Linked DNA regions of Homo sapiens: region 2 is linked to region 1. Evidence: chromatin contacts called from ENCODE Hi-C or POLR2A ChIA-PET data. All regions are on one chromosome and are shown on one strand. Each heading gives the region's core, a stretch centred on a gene start or an enhancer-like site at or near the end of the contact. The rest is flanking DNA. Distances are from core to core; before and after follow the strand shown. Region 1 overlaps THSD4 (thrombospondin type 1 domain containing 4). Region 2 overlaps THSD4 (thrombospondin type 1 domain containing 4).

Region 1 (7,964 bases), core at 3,886-6,385:
TTATCAACCCAATTTTTAAAATATCCAAAAATCATATCTTTTTTCCTCAATAGCAAGGAATATAAAAGCATTTTTCTATTAAGACAAACAGGCATACACTACTGTGCACAATGAAAATCCCACACGCATTCATAAGAATGTGTAGACATCTCTAGTCTTTCTTTGTACTACTTGGGGCCACATTTCCAGGGTTCTCATCCATTCGAGTCTAGAGCTAAGGACACTTAAGAGAAAAGGCATTGTACCTCTTGTTTAAGTAGAATATGATGGTACTGACATAATTTAATCCAACTAAAATGTGAAATTCTGGCAAGAGATACATAAGGCTGCTCTTTTCTAAAGTAAAGAATCCCAACAGGACAAAGGGCTAGCTCTTTCCCTCCCCCACCAGAGTCTCCATTTACCATCCCTGGGCATTGAGCTCTCAACAGAGCAGATCTTCCCCTTGCCCCCAAACCCAGCAATGCAGCCCACTGTCAACGATACCTTCCACTTTTAAGCTATGTAGAAATATGAATTTTAAAAATAGGGCAAAAAATTTCCCATGATGACCAATCTTTGTGATGAGTTAAAGCCGCTTACTAGCTGTTGGATCTATCTGATCTTAGCAAGTTGCTAAACCTCCCTAAACCTAAACTTAATAATGTCCTTTGTCTTACAGAAGTGCTCGGAGGACTGTGTGAGATGCTTCTTGTAAAGCAGCCCAGCACACTGCCTGCCACATAGTAAATATTCAATAAACATTACTACTATTAGGGACCAAGTCTTTAATGAGCTGGGTTCAGGGTCAAACGCCATTAACAGGTTCTGAAGTAAAAGACATCTCTCTCAACATCAAAAATACTACAGACTACTTAAGGAGATAATATTAACATTTAATATTAACATTCAAGAAATAAGTGACGTAAAACCATATGTGAGCAACAGGGCTGGTAGACTTGGTGTGTTCAAGTTCTTAGTCTCATTGGCCATATGAGCTTGACCAAGCAACTGTATACAACAGAGTTACAAAGATCTGACCTGGCCGGGCGCGATGGCTCACGCCTGTAATCCCAGCACTTTGGGAGGCCGAGGCTGGCGGATCGTGACATCAGGAGATGGAGACCATCCCGGCTAACACAGTGAAACCCCGTCTCTACTAAAAATACAAAACATTAACCGGGTGTGGTGGCACGCGCCTGTAGTCCCAGCTACTCGGGAGGCTGAGGCAGAAGAATCGTTTGAACCCGGGAGGTGGAGGCTGCAGTGAGCCGAGATTGTGCCACTGCACTCCAGCCTGGGTGACAGTGCAAAACTCCGTCTCAAAAAAAAAAAAAAAAAAAAATCTAACCTGCCCACCTCACAGGTCAAAGAAATAATATACATGAAAATCCTCTGGGGGCTAGAGAACTTTATGTGCATGTTTGTAAGTATTATTGTGACTACAATTAATTAAAATAGGGTACTCTGTTATAGGGCCCAGGCTGAAAAGGATACGCAAGTTGAATAAGGAAGAAATCAGTGAGGAGTCAGGTAGTTGGGGATGCCTTCATGGATCTGGTAAGCTTTGAGTTGGACCCTGAAGATTAGATAGAATCTGGGTAAATGAACAGCACTGGCAGGAATCCTAGCAGAAGTCACTACATGAGCAAGTTCAGAGTGAAGTGCTTGGTAGAGTGTAAAGTGGAATGGTGGGAAAGTAAGTGTGGGTTAACTGTGGGTGTTGGCCTATGTGGACCGTCAAAGTCAAGGAGCAGAGCTTAGCTAGGATATGTCGGAACCAAGGCAGCACTGGACAAGCAATGGCTACCCCTAGAAACAGGACTGTTGACAGCTACAGGATCAACCTCACATTTACAAACAAGTAACACATCTCCTTGTCTTCTTTTTTCCTATTTCTTCCTTTTTTAAATTTTATTTCTTACAACTATACCAGGTTATGGTACAGCTGGACAGGGATATAAATCAGTGAACTCTGAGAACACTTTTAATCCAAGCACCAAATAAGGCAGCATTTCCTGTGACTGCTGGACGCCACGGTTTAAGTGAGATGCCAAACATTCCTCATTTGGGAAAATGCGCAATAGTCCACAGAGAGAACAAAATCAAAATGTGAAAAGTTGAATAAAAAACACTCCTTTGGAAATAAAATATTACTCAGCATAAGTTAGCTGACCTCATCTTTGGGACTAGAAAAATAACAGTAAATAGTAATAATAGCTAACATTTATTGAGCCCATACCAGGTGTCAGGTGTAGGAACTATTTCATTTAATCTTCTCCCAAACCTTTGAGGGGGATACTACTATTATCCTCCTTTCCCTAATGGGGAATCTGAGGCCTTTAGTCCCGGAGCAGGTGAACATCAGAGTCAGGGTTTTAATGGTTATACTACATGAGCCAAAGCCAAAGGACAGTGAAACTGCTGATGGCTGAACACGACAAATAGGAACATTTTTTATCAGTTTTGAAAATTAGTCATCTAAGATACAAAATTCCTCATGGTAAAAAACCAACTCTATAATTACTGAACAAGTGCCTTTCATATATACAAACTCATTTATCAAATGGAGAAAAGATTATCTTAAAATTTCTTCATGCTATGGAGAAAGGATCCCACTTAACACAATACATATATCCAGAAACAGTCATACGCACTGAATTTCTGTAAATCAAGTACTATATTTACTAAAGAACTTCTCTAGGGTAAATGTGCAGTAAATATTTAATAAAATGAAGAATCGTTTTGCAACCTGAATAGTCATTCAATAATTTATCTGTTTTGTAAATTTGGATATACAGCAGACTCTTGACATTCCTGAGGCATACATCTGAAACCTTCTTGAATTCCCAGATCCACAAATACAAGAATGTTTATAGAGGCTCCCAGCTTTCGCTTGAATCACATTTCTATGGAGAGCCATATGCGTTTTCCTGTGCATAGCCTCACACTACAAGTTAACCCTACTTTCAGATTTCACTAAATGTTGCTCTCACCTGATGGCTGTTTTTCACAGACACAACACAATGTTTTAATTAACAAGCATTGTTACAAATGCATGAATGCGCAGAACAATAAGGATAAATGACCCTTTTCCATAACATGTGTCTTGCAAAGTAGACTTCTCGGATTCATACCTCAGCCCAACTCTGTGCCACAGACCCACAGGGGAACCCACAAAGAATCACAAACCTGTGAGTTAAATCCATGAACACCTAAGGTCTGAACACATTTATTAAGTTTGCCTGGGCAGGGACATGGGGCGTATCTATAGAATCCACTTGCTAACCCACAAGTTACAGAAGCTGACTGAACCTTTTGGTGATGAGTCCAGAAAGTTCAATTGTAGAAACATTGCCCCCATGAATTACAAATGATTCACCTACAAATTCAAAATACCGATACTTTGTATGATGAGAGTTGAAGATCAAATTTGGGTGATTTCACAGCCTTCAGTAATGTAGTCCATTCACAGCGGGTATGCTGGGCACAAAAACCAGCAGATGGACCTTTTTGAAGGACTGTCCTGGAACTCGCAGTCCCTGGCTCGGTTTAGACACACCTCCAAAACACCACTAACCATGAAAGACAGAACAGGGCAAAGAGTGAGGGAGGGACTGGGTGAGTGAGAAAGGAAGACACACTGAAACCAGGAGAAACAATGAAAGAAACAGAAACACAGGAAAAATGAGAGAGAGAGGGAGGGAGGGAGGGAATGAGGAAAAGAAATAAAGAATGAACAAGGAATTTGGCTGCTGTGCAGGAACAGAAAAAGAAAGATGTTATCATTTCAAAATACATATTATAGCTTACACATTTCAGAACATATTTGAAAACATGACTGCCAAATTTTCAAATTATTTATTTTCACCCCTTTTGTTCCAAAGAGGTTTTGCAGGATTTTGCTGCCAGATTAATTTTCCTGAAGCTCAGCTCTGATCATACTACTCTCCTGCTTACAAACCCCAATAACTCCTCACTGCCCATAAAAGGCAGTCCAGTTTCTTTAGCCTCCTGTTTGAGGCCCTCTATAATCTGGCCCCAAACTTCCAGGCCAACCTCGTCCTACACTGTTCCCCTTTATAAGTTCTTTGCTCCAGAGGAAGGACACTCGCCGATGTTTCCTAACACCTGTATTTTCTGCCCAAGCACCTTTGCTTCTGTGGTTCCCTCTGCCTGGAACACCCTTCCCCTACATCTGCACACGCCCAGTCCCACTTGCTCCTGGAAGCTCTACCTGGAGGATAAGCATACAGCAGGCACCCAGTCACCAATAGTGGAATGTCCAACACTGATACACGTGCTTTACACATGGCATCTCGCCGGAACCTCACAACAAGAGGAAGTTATTTCTTAATTTTCTAGATATGCAACTGTGGTCCAAGGGAGCTAGGGCTTTTGCACTGAGGTTGTGTCCTTTGCCCATTGCTCTTCCTGCTACCCCAAGGCCACTGTTTGTACAGAACAAAAAGTGACTGCATGAATCAATGCCAACATGTTGTAGCAATCTTTGTGTTTTTTTTTTTTAAAGGGGAAAAAGTACACCTTTCCATTCTGTGTGAACTCGAATTCGCTTGTCCAGTCCTGAGTCACAGTTTCATTTGGGAGCCCCTGTGCAGCCCTTGCCAGTTTCCACGAGGCAGGATACTCCACTAGCTGATTCAGACAGGCAGAGGCTGCAGAGGCCCAAGAAGCCAGGGCGGTACGGATGCCCCAGGCACCCTCCACACTTCCCTCCTGGAGATGCCACAAGAACATATGCAGAAGGAGGCTGATAACCACCAAAGATGTCAATGGATCCAGTTCTACTCCTTCGCATCCTAAGAATGTGCCAAAGGATTTTTAAAGGTGCCATTTATCACCAAGGGTGGGAGAGCAGGTTGCTAACACTATTTATACAACCTCCAAAGCCGGCTTAAACAAACATGGCAACTGGGTGTAGGACCAGGCATCATGACTGATTGATGGGGGCCTTTTAAGCACGCAAAGCCGCCAATATCTACAGGCTCACTGGACACGGGCCAAAGCTATTACACTATGAGCTGTTACGTAACCTTAAGTACAAATGGAATTTGAGCTGTACACATCTGATATGCTTCCCCTTTCTAATTTTTGGCATCAAGAGGCTACGTGAATTGACTGGAATGTAAGAGTCCTCCCCTCCATTTTCTCCCTTTCCTGATGACAGGCAGGCCACGTGATCACAGCAGAACATCTCATAATAGTTACTGATGTACTCAAAGTTTCCTCAAACCAAACGTTCCACTGTCCTGTTGAAATCTGACCTATTTTTAATAGGCTGCTCCGTTTAAAATCAGCATAATTTGCTGGAGCATGACTTTAGATGAAAGCTGTTTCCTGGGATAAATCCAAACTTCAATCCCCTGGACAAAACTCAACTCAGCCCAATAAATTATGGCTCACTCGATAAAATTTTAAAGCAAAAATAAATTAATCCAATAACCATATGAAATCTATGGTCGCCCTGCCAGTTTCTTGCCCCTACTCATTTGTTGACTTCTGGGCTCACTAAACTCGTGACAAGGTTTGTCTGCCTAGCGTTTCTTACCCCTGCAATACTTGGCTTTCTCCACCCCTCTAACCTGCCATATTTCAGACTGGCACAATCGAACAAACTCCTTGCCCCATCAGAGACTAGTCAAGGTCCTCCTCCTTGCCTCCGCAGAGAAACAGCATCTGCAGTAAGATTTCAAAGAAAAAGATCAGCAGAGCACAATGTAGAACTTTGTTTCCCCAAACTTTTCTTATTAATTACTAAATAGCGTTCTTGAGTTGCAACTTCTGTTGAACAGCTCCAGAGCTACAAGTGAGTTATTAATCACCTACATTTTAAAAATCTGTATCGGGGCAGGTTGAGGCAGGTGGATTGCTTGAGCCTAGGAGTTCAAGACCAGCTGGGCAACATGGCAAAACCCTGTCTCTATAAAAAGTACAAAAATGTATAGTGCATGGCTGTATTCCCAGCTACTTGGGAGGCTGAGGTGTGAGGATCACTGACCCCAGGGAGATCAGGGCTACAATGAGCCATGATCATGCCACTGCACTCCAGCCTGGGTGACAGAGTGAGACCCTGTCTCAGCAAAACAAAACAAAAACAAGCAAACAAAAATTCTGTTGGCTTCTAGCAGTCTTTAGTTTGAAATTAAAATGTGGGACTTCTCCCTGTTTTATTTCTGAATCATTAAACATAATTAAGCAGACATTTGTCAACAAAGTTACACAGTGCTTTCCTCACAAGGCGGAGTGCTGGCGGGAGGCAGTAGTGGTGGTATTTTTATATTTGGAAATCCAAAAGAAAGAATAAAAAATATAGATTAAAAACTAAGCACTACCCAGTGAAGGGTGCTGCTGTACAGGAGGAATCTTACACAGTGGGTAGTGATGATAGCTTCTGCTTTGGCCAGAGGGAGCTACAGAATACTGTATGTGCCATCTTAGTCCCAGCACAGAAAGGGCTGGGAGGTATCTACCTTCAGTGGACCATCCAAAGATCACTGGACACCACCAGGAGAAAAGTGATTCCAATAGAGCAGTGACAGTCACAGAATAGGAAAGACAGAGAGAAGCAAAAACCCAGAAATGTCTCCCACGTTAAACAGAAATGGCTGTGAATGAGAGCATTCTATTCCAGGGTAATGTATGTCACACGTAGTAATCTTAAAGAAAAATATATCCCTACATATACTCAATTACCAAGTATTTGGGTTACTAAGTAAAAGGGCCTCAAACAGTTAACTGATGGTGAAGCCTAGATTTGCAGCTAAGAGGTGTGATAATTATGTCTATGACTTCAGGATATGATGACAAGTGCTTGCCACTGTTTAGGCTGAAGGCAGCTGGGTTTGGAAACAATAATTCAGATACAGGCCAGGCACGGCGGCTCACACCTGTAATCCCAGCACTTTGGGAGGCCAAGGTGAGCAGACCACCTGAGGTCGAGAGTTTGAGACCAACCTAGCCGACATGGTAAAACCCTGTCTCTACTACAAATACAAACATTAGGTGGGCGTGGTGGCGGGCGCCTGTAATCCCAGCTCCTCGGGAGGCTGAGACAAGAGAATCACTTGAACCCGGGAGGCAGAGGTTGCAGTGAGCCCAGAATGCACCACTGCACTCCAGCCTGGGTGACAAGAGTGAAACTCCGTTTCAAAAAAAAAAAAAAGAAGAAGAAGAATTCAAATACAAATAGTTGCCAGTACCTCCATTTTATTATTCTGCAGTGGATACGGCCTCAGATGCAGACAGGAAATACAATCAAAAGAATTAAACCTATTTAATACACAGCCATCAGATGATCCAGTTTTTAAAACTATCCTTGATTCAGTTCCTCCACCTCTGGATACACTGCCCCCAATGAGAGAATTCTTAATTTAAAGGATTATTCTGGGAAACCAGGCCAGCCCCTGACAATTTCACCCATCCTAAGGTCATCTCTTGAAAAATTACAATCCGCTACATATTGTTTTTTACTTACATTTTAAATGTGAATACATTTAGACAATGTACGATAACCTGTTCATATTTATTTGCATCATTCCCTGCCATTAAAGAATGCATACAGGCATTTGTAGTCAAATATAATGAAATATTGTAAACATTTATGAAGCTCATCGTCTTTAATAAAGAATAGAGACTCATCTCAAATTTTCGAGCAACTAGCAGGATTAATCGGCACCTAGGTAACCATGATTGGAAAGATTGAAAAACCATAGAACTGGCAAAGAGGCAGCACAGATGTAGCCATTCCCCCTTCCCAAGCCCAATCAAGGCATCACTAATCAATCCCAATAACATTCCTTGTTTCCAAGCCCAGCACATCAGAGCTCACACAGGTGAGGAGACCTGCGCGTTATGACTCATTAACCACACTCTAAAGGGAAGAGTCAGGATAATAAACAGCAAGCCCCAAAGCACAGAAATCAGTTTAAGGAAATAAAATTATTCAGCAGGCTGGCAAAAAGAAG
Region 2 (7,964 bases), core at 4,043-6,542, 160 kb before region 1:
GTTTTTCTTTTAATTACAGGTTGGACATCAGTCGATAGAAGCCAAGTTGGGTAAAAAGACCTGCAGAGAGAAAGGATAGCTTCACCTTTCGGTCACAAACAGCATTTATGAGCAACCAGAGCAACCCAGGGAGGCCAGAGAAGGGGAGAGCCTAGGCCAATCTCCCTAAAAAGGAATGCTTTGAATGTAAAAAGAAAAATCCTTAACATTTTTCCTCCTCCAACTTTGTATTTGGAAAGATTTCACACCTAAAGAAAAAGTTGCAAGAATAGTTCAACCAACATTCATGTACCCTTCACCTAGATTCAGTGAACATTTTGCCACACTTGTTTCACTGTCTCTCTGCTCCCCTCTTTCTCCCCCTTTCTCTTGTATTTTTAGTGTATTCATAATTCTTTCAACATTTCTTAAGTACCTAATCTTCCTGGGTCTGCCCTCAAGGGGCTCATGGTTTATCGGAGGGTTCGATGCATAAACAGTCTAGCAAGAACAAGAAGGTGTCAAGCACAAGGGACTATGGGGACTGGAAACACAGTAAAAGGAGCAACGATGCCTGCCAGAATCAGAGATTGCTCTACCAAAGGTGACCTATGTGGGTACATAAGGGAAGAAAAAGATTTCCAGGCAGAGGGAACAGCCTATACCAAAGCAAAGAGGAAGCAGAGTCATGTGTCTGAGTTTTGTTTGTCCTGTTTTGAAACTTCTGCTTTCATCTCCTCCCTTCATATATATATATATATATATATATATATATATATATATATATACACACACACACACACATATACACACACATACATATATATATACACACACACACACACACATATATATATATATATATATATTTTTTTTTTTTGAGATGGAGTTTTGCTCTGTTGCCCAGGCTGGAGTGTAGTGGTGTGGTCTCGGCTCGCTGCAACCTCTGCCTCCCGGGTTCAAGCGATTCTTCTGCCTCAGCCTCCCAAGTAGCTGGGATTACAGGTATGTGCCACCACGCCCAGCTAATTTTTGTATTTTTAGTAGAGACAGGGTTTCACCATGTTGGCCAGGCTGGTCTTGAACTCCTGACCTCAGGTGATCTGCCTGGCTTGGCCTCCCAAAGTGCTGGGATTACAGGTGGGAGCCACTGCACTCGGCCTCATCTCCTTCCTTTGGATAGCAACAAGGGGCTGGGTGCGGTGGCTCATGTCTGTAATCCCAGCACTTTGGGAGGCTGAGGTGGGTGGATCACGAGGTCAGGAGATGGAGACCATCATGGCCAACACAGTGAAACCCCATCTCTGCTAAAATACAAAAAAATTAGCTGGGTATGGTGGTGCATGCCTGTAGTCCCCACTACTCAGGAGGCTTAGGCAGGGGGATCGCTTGAACCCGGGAGGCGGAGATTGCCGTGTGCCAAGATGGCGCCACTTCACTCCAGCCTGGTGACAGAGCAAGACTCTGTCTCAAAAAAACAAAACAAAACAAAACAAAAAAGATAGCAACAAGGGCTACCATTTAGCTACTGCATGCTTACTAAGCTGTGCCAGGCATTGTCTAGGGCTCTTTTATGCACCGTCTCATTGAATCCTCACAAACCTGCGGGGTCAGTACTGCTCTCATCCCCGCTTTACTAAAGTGGAAAATGAGGCTCAGAAAAGTTAGGAACTTAATAAAGGAGATCCAGCTCCTGAGAGGCAGGGTAGTAAGTCCTACTGCATGTTACTATATCTTCTTAAAGTTCTACAGGTGAGGCTGGACATGGTGGCTCACGCCTGTAATGCCAGCACTTTGTGAGGCCAAGGCGGGCAGATTACGAGGTCAGCAGTTCGAGACCAGCCTGGCCAACATAGTGAAACCCCGTCTCTACTAAAAATACAAAAATTAGCTGGTGTGGTGGCGCACACCTGTAGTCCCAGCTACTCCTGAGGCTGAGGCAGGAGTATTGCTTAAAAAAAAAAAAACCCCAGGGGGCAGATTTTGCACCACTGCACTCCAGCCTGGGCAAAAGAGCAAGACTCCATCTCAAAAAAAAAAAAAAAAAAAAATTCTACAGGTGAAACTCTCCAAGGACACTGAGGCTTTCTTCCATCCCTCTCTCCCGAACCCTGTTGCCCACTGATCCCAATATCCAGTTACAATATCCTGGACAATTTCTGCACCTGGTCACTGCCTGTCTTTGCTACCCCCAGACATCAAGATCCATGCAAATGACTTCCCAGACACATCCCCGCATCACCATCACCATTACCCATCACCAGCACTGCTATTTATTATTCACAATGCACCCTGCACTGAACCCAGATCATTATACATGAAACATCTCATTTAATTCCCCCAGAATTTTATGATGTGGACTCAGTATCTCAAATTTATAGATAAGAGGACTGTGTCTCTGAGAAATTTTATGACTTGCTTAAGATAATCTGACTAGTGAATTTATACACACTCCTGGTCTGAGAAGAGCCAAAGAAGGACTGAACTAAACAACAACAAAAAAACAGATTCAGAACTGAGTCTGAAGAGCAGTTCACTTTGCATGTCCATACATAATTGCTCCCAAGTGTAATTTACAGTTCTTGATGTTATCATCAAGGAGCAATTACCCTTCTAATTCAAACTGTCCCCAGTTATTGCCCCAATGACTCCACTTCCATTTTTGTATTTTGGCCTTTTTGGTGCATTGCCAGCCCTGAATTAAACAGTAATTTATGCTGGTTTCCCTATGAGCTGCTTTTGAGAAAGATATGTAATTTTAGTACTGAACACTAGATGTCACGATCAACCAGTTCAAGAAAAAGTCATCATCAAGCAGTATTACAAGTCTCACGTTTACTTGTGCTATATGATCTATAAAAGCAGGAACACGGCAATAAGGCATAGACTTTCATTTAAAAAATATTGGATGGTCTCTAGCCTCATTCTGAGGGGGATTATATATCTATCCAAAAATAGAAAGAGTTTATCTTTCCCTAAACAAGAAATAATAGCATGAGTACACCAAACATTACTGAAACACCATGCATTGTATTTTATTTATATCATATATTTGAAATTTCATATTGTATGTGTGAAGTATTTAAATTAGGCCTTTAGAAACTGACTTGAAACTCAAAGGATATAAAAATCCTTCATCCACAAGAAGTTCATCATAGCTCTCACAAGGGAGACAAAGCTTATATTGAGGTTTTGTTAAGCAGTTTTGAGGAAATGAGATTAGTATTTGGAAAGCAAATGTTGGAATCCAAAATCTTTGTTCATGCATGATCATATTCAGTCCATTTAAATGACAATCATGGCTGTCACTGATCTCCCTTCCTTAGTCCATTTGGGTGAATGTGGAGGTGGGATGGAAAAAAAAAATCTTTTTGGCTGGCAGCACTCAAGATTTGGTTAGGAAACTAGGTTCAGAATATTCTTTTTTTATTATTATTATACTTTAAGTTCTGGGGTACATGTGCAGAACATGCAGTTTTGTTACATAGGTATACACATGCCATGGTGGTTTGCTGCACCCATCAACCCGTCACCTACATTAGGTGTTTCTCCTAATGCTATCCCTCTCCTAGCCCCCCACACCCACCAACAGGCCCCAGTATGTGATGTTCCCCTTCCTGTGTCCATGTGTTCTCATTGTTCAACTCCCACTTATGAGTGAGAACATGTGGTGTCTGGTTTTCTGTTCCTGTGTTAGTTTGCTGAGAATGATGGTTTCCAGCTTCGTCCATGTCCCTGCAAAGGACATGAACTCATTCTTTTTTACAGCTGCATAGTATTCCATAGTGTATACGTGCCACATTTTCTTTAACCAGTCTATCACTGATGGACATTTGGGTTGGTTCCAAGTCTTTGCTATTGTGAGTAGTGCTGCAATAAACATAGATGTGCATGTGTCTTTATAGAATGATTTATAATCCTTAGGGTATATACTCAGTAATAGGATGGCTGGGTGAAATGGTATTTCTAGTTCTAGATCCTTGATGAATCATCACACTGTCTTCCACAATGGTTGAACTAATTTACACTCCCACCAACAGTGTAAAAGTGTTCCTATTTCTCCACATCCTCTCCAGCATATTCTTAAGCACTATAATTACTAGCATTTTGCTGGGAATTGTGAAAATAGAACACAAGAAGAGTAAGTAGAAAAAAATAGTAAATTTCAAGCCATTAGAAGATGGATTGATAAACTTTAAAAAATTGCTATGATCCATATGCAATAAAACAAAACTTGTGAAAGATACCGCCTATTTACTGAATGGCAGAAGACGGTTCCTCAAGAGCCGCCTATGGGAGCAGTGATTTGTTTTTCCATGTCAAATCTAGTTTGTCCTAAAAGCAAACAGCTGCCAAAAGCATATTCTGCATTTTTCAATAAATTTTCCAGTTCTCTATTTTTTAATACTTTCCCTCAACTGTCCATGAGATCTTGATCTGGCCTACCGTGGTCTTGTCATTTGGAATGCTTTTCATGATTGTAACTCCTGCCATTCTGCTCCAAAAAGTCATAGAATATTCATTTTTCAATCAAGTAAAAATATATTGTAAACAGGAAGTCTTGTTAAGGTACCTAAATACAGGTGGCTTTTCCAAGTGATGAACAAAGAAAGGTTTCCATTTGAAGTCCATAAATGCATTAGCCCCGAGCAAAGCAAACTTACCTTTCATCACTTCAAACACCTGTGTGTTCTGCTTCTTTTTCGAAATGTATGTTCTAATATTTGTATATGAAAAGACAGAGATTCATAGAATTGAATACAAAGCCAAAAATATACACAAGTAATAAAGAGGGAGCCTCAAAATAGTGGGGGCAAGGTGGACTATTCAATTATGGTTTAGGTAATTGGGTAATTATCCATAATTGGGTAGCCATCTGAAAAAAAGTAAAATTGAACCCATACCTCACACGATACACTAGGATAAATTCCAAATGAATTAATGTAAAAGGTAAAAATGTAAAAACACAGAACCATAAATTGCTGAAAGAAAACAGGATGATTTCTTAATAACTTCAAACTGTAGGTCTTTCTATGACATAAAATCCAGAATCACAAAAGAGAAAATTGCTAAATTTGCCATTTAAAAAATGTGAAACTTCTGCATGGCAAAAATAAACAAAATTTCATAAGCAAAGGCATAAGTTAAAAAAAAAATAAACCCTGCAATTTACACAATAATCTCTTTAATGCATAAAAAGCTCCTACAAGTTAAGAAAAAGATCAGCAACCCAATAGAAAAATGTGCAAAGATTATTAAAAGACAGATCACACAAAAGGAATGTAAGTGGTTCCTGGGCGAGGGTGAGGGCGAGGGCGAGGAGGGCACTGCACAGAGCTGGGACCAGGGTGGGTAGGGGAGGTGCTTAGGGCACGTAAGTGAAGGAGACCTGGAGAACTTAGTAAATGCCTCCTTAAATTCTTCACCCAAGGCACTGCACTCACTTCATCCTAGCCCAGTCCCTGAAGGTTCAGTTCTGAAGCATGTGAAAAGATGCTTGAGCTCACTCAAAATTAGATAAATGCAAATGAAAACTAATAATACTACAGGAGATACCACTTTCCCCTTATCAGACTGGCAAATAGCCAAAAAGTGGATAGCAAACCACTCTCATACATTGCTGATGGATGTGTTAGTTGTTTCAACCACTTCGGAGGGCAATTTGCCACCCACTAGCTATCAAAATCACAAATACATATGAATTCTTGGCTCCCTTTTAAGAATTTATCCAACAGTTATTGCAAACATGTAAAGGGACCCATGTACCAGTATATTAACTGCAGTGCTGGGGCTCAGAAACCAATACCCGAAAATATAGCACTTTAACATGCTGGACTGAAGTAAGCACCTCAAGGTCTCTCTGACCTTACCCTACCTCCACCTCCCTTTAGCCTCTCAATGTTCTGTCTCTCCCAAAGCTGTTCTCTGGAGTTCCCTTATCTTCCTAAAGTCCACACCTGCCAAAGAAGAAAACAATTACCTCTGGTCCTTTCCTTGAGTTTTCATTAACTCATATCGCAGGAAGAAAGACTCAAGCTGTCAATGCCTGGGCAGACTTCTGTCACAAACCATCGTCTTCTATTTTGGTGCCTGATATGGTTTGGATGTGTGTCCCCTCCAAATTGCATTTGGAAACGTGATCCCCAGTGTTGGAGGTAGAGCCTAGTGGCAAGTGTTTGGACCATGGGAGTGGATCGCTCATGAATGGCTTAGCACCATATCCTTGGTGATGAGTTCTCAGTTCATGTGAGATCTGATTGCTTAAAAGAGTCTCCCCCTTTTCTCTCTCGCTGCTGCTCTTGCTATGTGATGTGCCTGCTCCCACTTCACCTTCCACCATAATTGTAAGCTTCTTGAGGCCTTACCAGAAGCTGAGCAGATGCCAACACCATGCTTCCTGTACAGCCTGCAGAACCATGAGCCAAATAAACCTCTTTTCTTTATAAATTACCCAGCCTCAGGTGTCTTCTTTATAGCAGTGCAAAAACAAATGAACACAGTCCCATTCAGTATTTCAAAAAGAATCATTTACCAGCCATTGTCTGCTCTGTGGGCCCAAGAGACTTTGTCCCAGGTCACTGCGTGTTCTCCAAGTCCATTCATTTCCCCGTAAAAATGTTACTATCCCTCAAATTGCCACATTTCCCTCATCTCCAATTGCCTTATGAAAAAGGGTGTATAAACATTTCCATTGGGTTGCTGGGCATTCATTCTCCTGCAATTCCCCCGTGCTATGCATGTTAGAATAAATTTTGTATGCTTTTTTTTCTTATTAATCTGTCTTTTGTTGATATTCACAAACCTCCAGAAAGTAAAGGGGGAAGCTTTCCCTTGGTCCCTACAGATGAGGTGCTGTGAACAGGATAACCGAAACCACTCTGCTCTTCTGGAAGCCAGATTCGAGGGAACCCCAGACCTGATATGCCAGCCAAAGGGGAGAAATTCTTATCAGTCACTCTTGGTCACTCTTTGTGAAATCTGGTTAAGTAGGTGGTAAAAATAACTGTCTCATTTTCCTTTCCAAATTTAAGATTAATGGGAGAAAAGCACTTGTTTGACTAGCATTGAGTATAGCAGCTCTGGTGTATTTTTATTATGAATATTCATATTATCTAATCCTTCTCTTTCCAGAAATAGTCTTTGTTTTTTCCTTCGTCTTTGTCTTCCTGTTTTGTTTTGTCATAAATAAGGGTATCACAGGGTAGAAGTAGGATAGAACATAGGCCTAAAACCCCTATAAGCCCATTGTCTGAGCTGATCTCCACAGACTGGTGAGTTTTATGGTTCTCATCAGACCCGCATCTATTTAAGACAAACTGTGCTGTGGGTCCCTGAAATGAAAACCGGATGAGGGTCTCCTTTCGTCTTGCTTTATGCCCTTCAGAGTTGACTTGTAACCAAGAGGGAGCATTCTCCCTTGGTCTCTGCCTCTGGGGGTGTGATTTTCAGGTCACGTCCAGTAGCTAGTCTAAAAGCACTGGGAATCCTGAGCCATGTCAAATTTTAAGCAGCACTCTCTTTTTCTCCCCAAATGTGCCAAGCTGTCAGTGGAGTCTGTCCTAAAAGGAGTTCTATCCATGAAGGGCTTCTGTTGCTTCCATCTTTGTTGCCTGGTTAGTGCTGGGAAAGTCTAATCCCTGAAGTGCCTGCCCTGTGTCACAGGCGTCACAGGTTGGCAGGTCTGTGACTAGAGGCACCCCCATGTGGCCACGTGTCCATGTGCTCATAGGGAGACCAGCTACACCATCCTTAACCGCCTGTGGCAACAGAGATCTGCTATCTTAGCTTATTTCTGGGAGTAAATTTTGGGGAGGATCATGAAGGCTGCATCTTTCGCACCCATTTAAAAAAAGATGCCAATTTTGCCTGTCGTATTCTAAACCCGGAAAGTTACCTCAGGGACTTTCCATGAAAAAAGCCTTTTTGGCTTGAGTCACTTATGAGATAAAGAAATTCTCTAAATTTAAAAGACTACTCTTTAGAGA

Evidence for each region. A loop is a pair of places that touch in the nucleus more often than their neighbours do. ChIA-PET counts read pairs that join two places held with the same protein, here RNA polymerase II (POLR2A). Pooled maps may share reads with other maps.
Region 2: a map of PC-9 shows a loop between it and region 1 (11-fold over the local background). The contact joins two enhancer-like sites. A Hi-C loop is called at or near these places in 5 of 168 maps with a recorded cell type or tissue (Calu3, PC-9, Panc1 and 2 more) and 4 of 50 pooled maps. POLR2A ChIA-PET finds 5 or more read pairs at or near these places in 3 of 52 experiments (MCF 10A, PC-9 and naive thymus-derived CD8-positive, alpha-beta T cell).

Annotation. Positions count from the first base shown.
Region 1 is chr15:71,276,327-71,284,290 of GRCh38, reverse strand. All of the region lies in intron 6 of THSD4 (thrombospondin type 1 domain containing 4), which reads right to left. LOC124903521 (a long non-coding RNA gene) reads right to left here. Exons shown (of 2, transcript XR_007064701.1): 2 at 1-6,887. Among named protein-coding and RNA genes, the nearest start is that of THSD4-AS1, 91 kb to the right of the region's middle. Within about 2 kb of position 5,135, at least 20 of the 41 ENCODE cell types and tissues checked have a DNase peak (open chromatin) inside an H3K27ac peak, as active enhancers do; they include PC-9, where a contact is called at or near this core.
Region 2 is chr15:71,435,464-71,443,427 of GRCh38, reverse strand. All of the region lies in intron 7 of THSD4 (thrombospondin type 1 domain containing 4), which reads right to left. Among named protein-coding and RNA genes, the nearest start is that of THSD4-AS1, 250 kb to the right of the region's middle. Within about 2 kb of position 5,292, at least 2 of the 41 ENCODE cell types and tissues checked have a DNase peak (open chromatin) inside an H3K27ac peak, as active enhancers do; they include PC-9, where a contact is called at or near this core.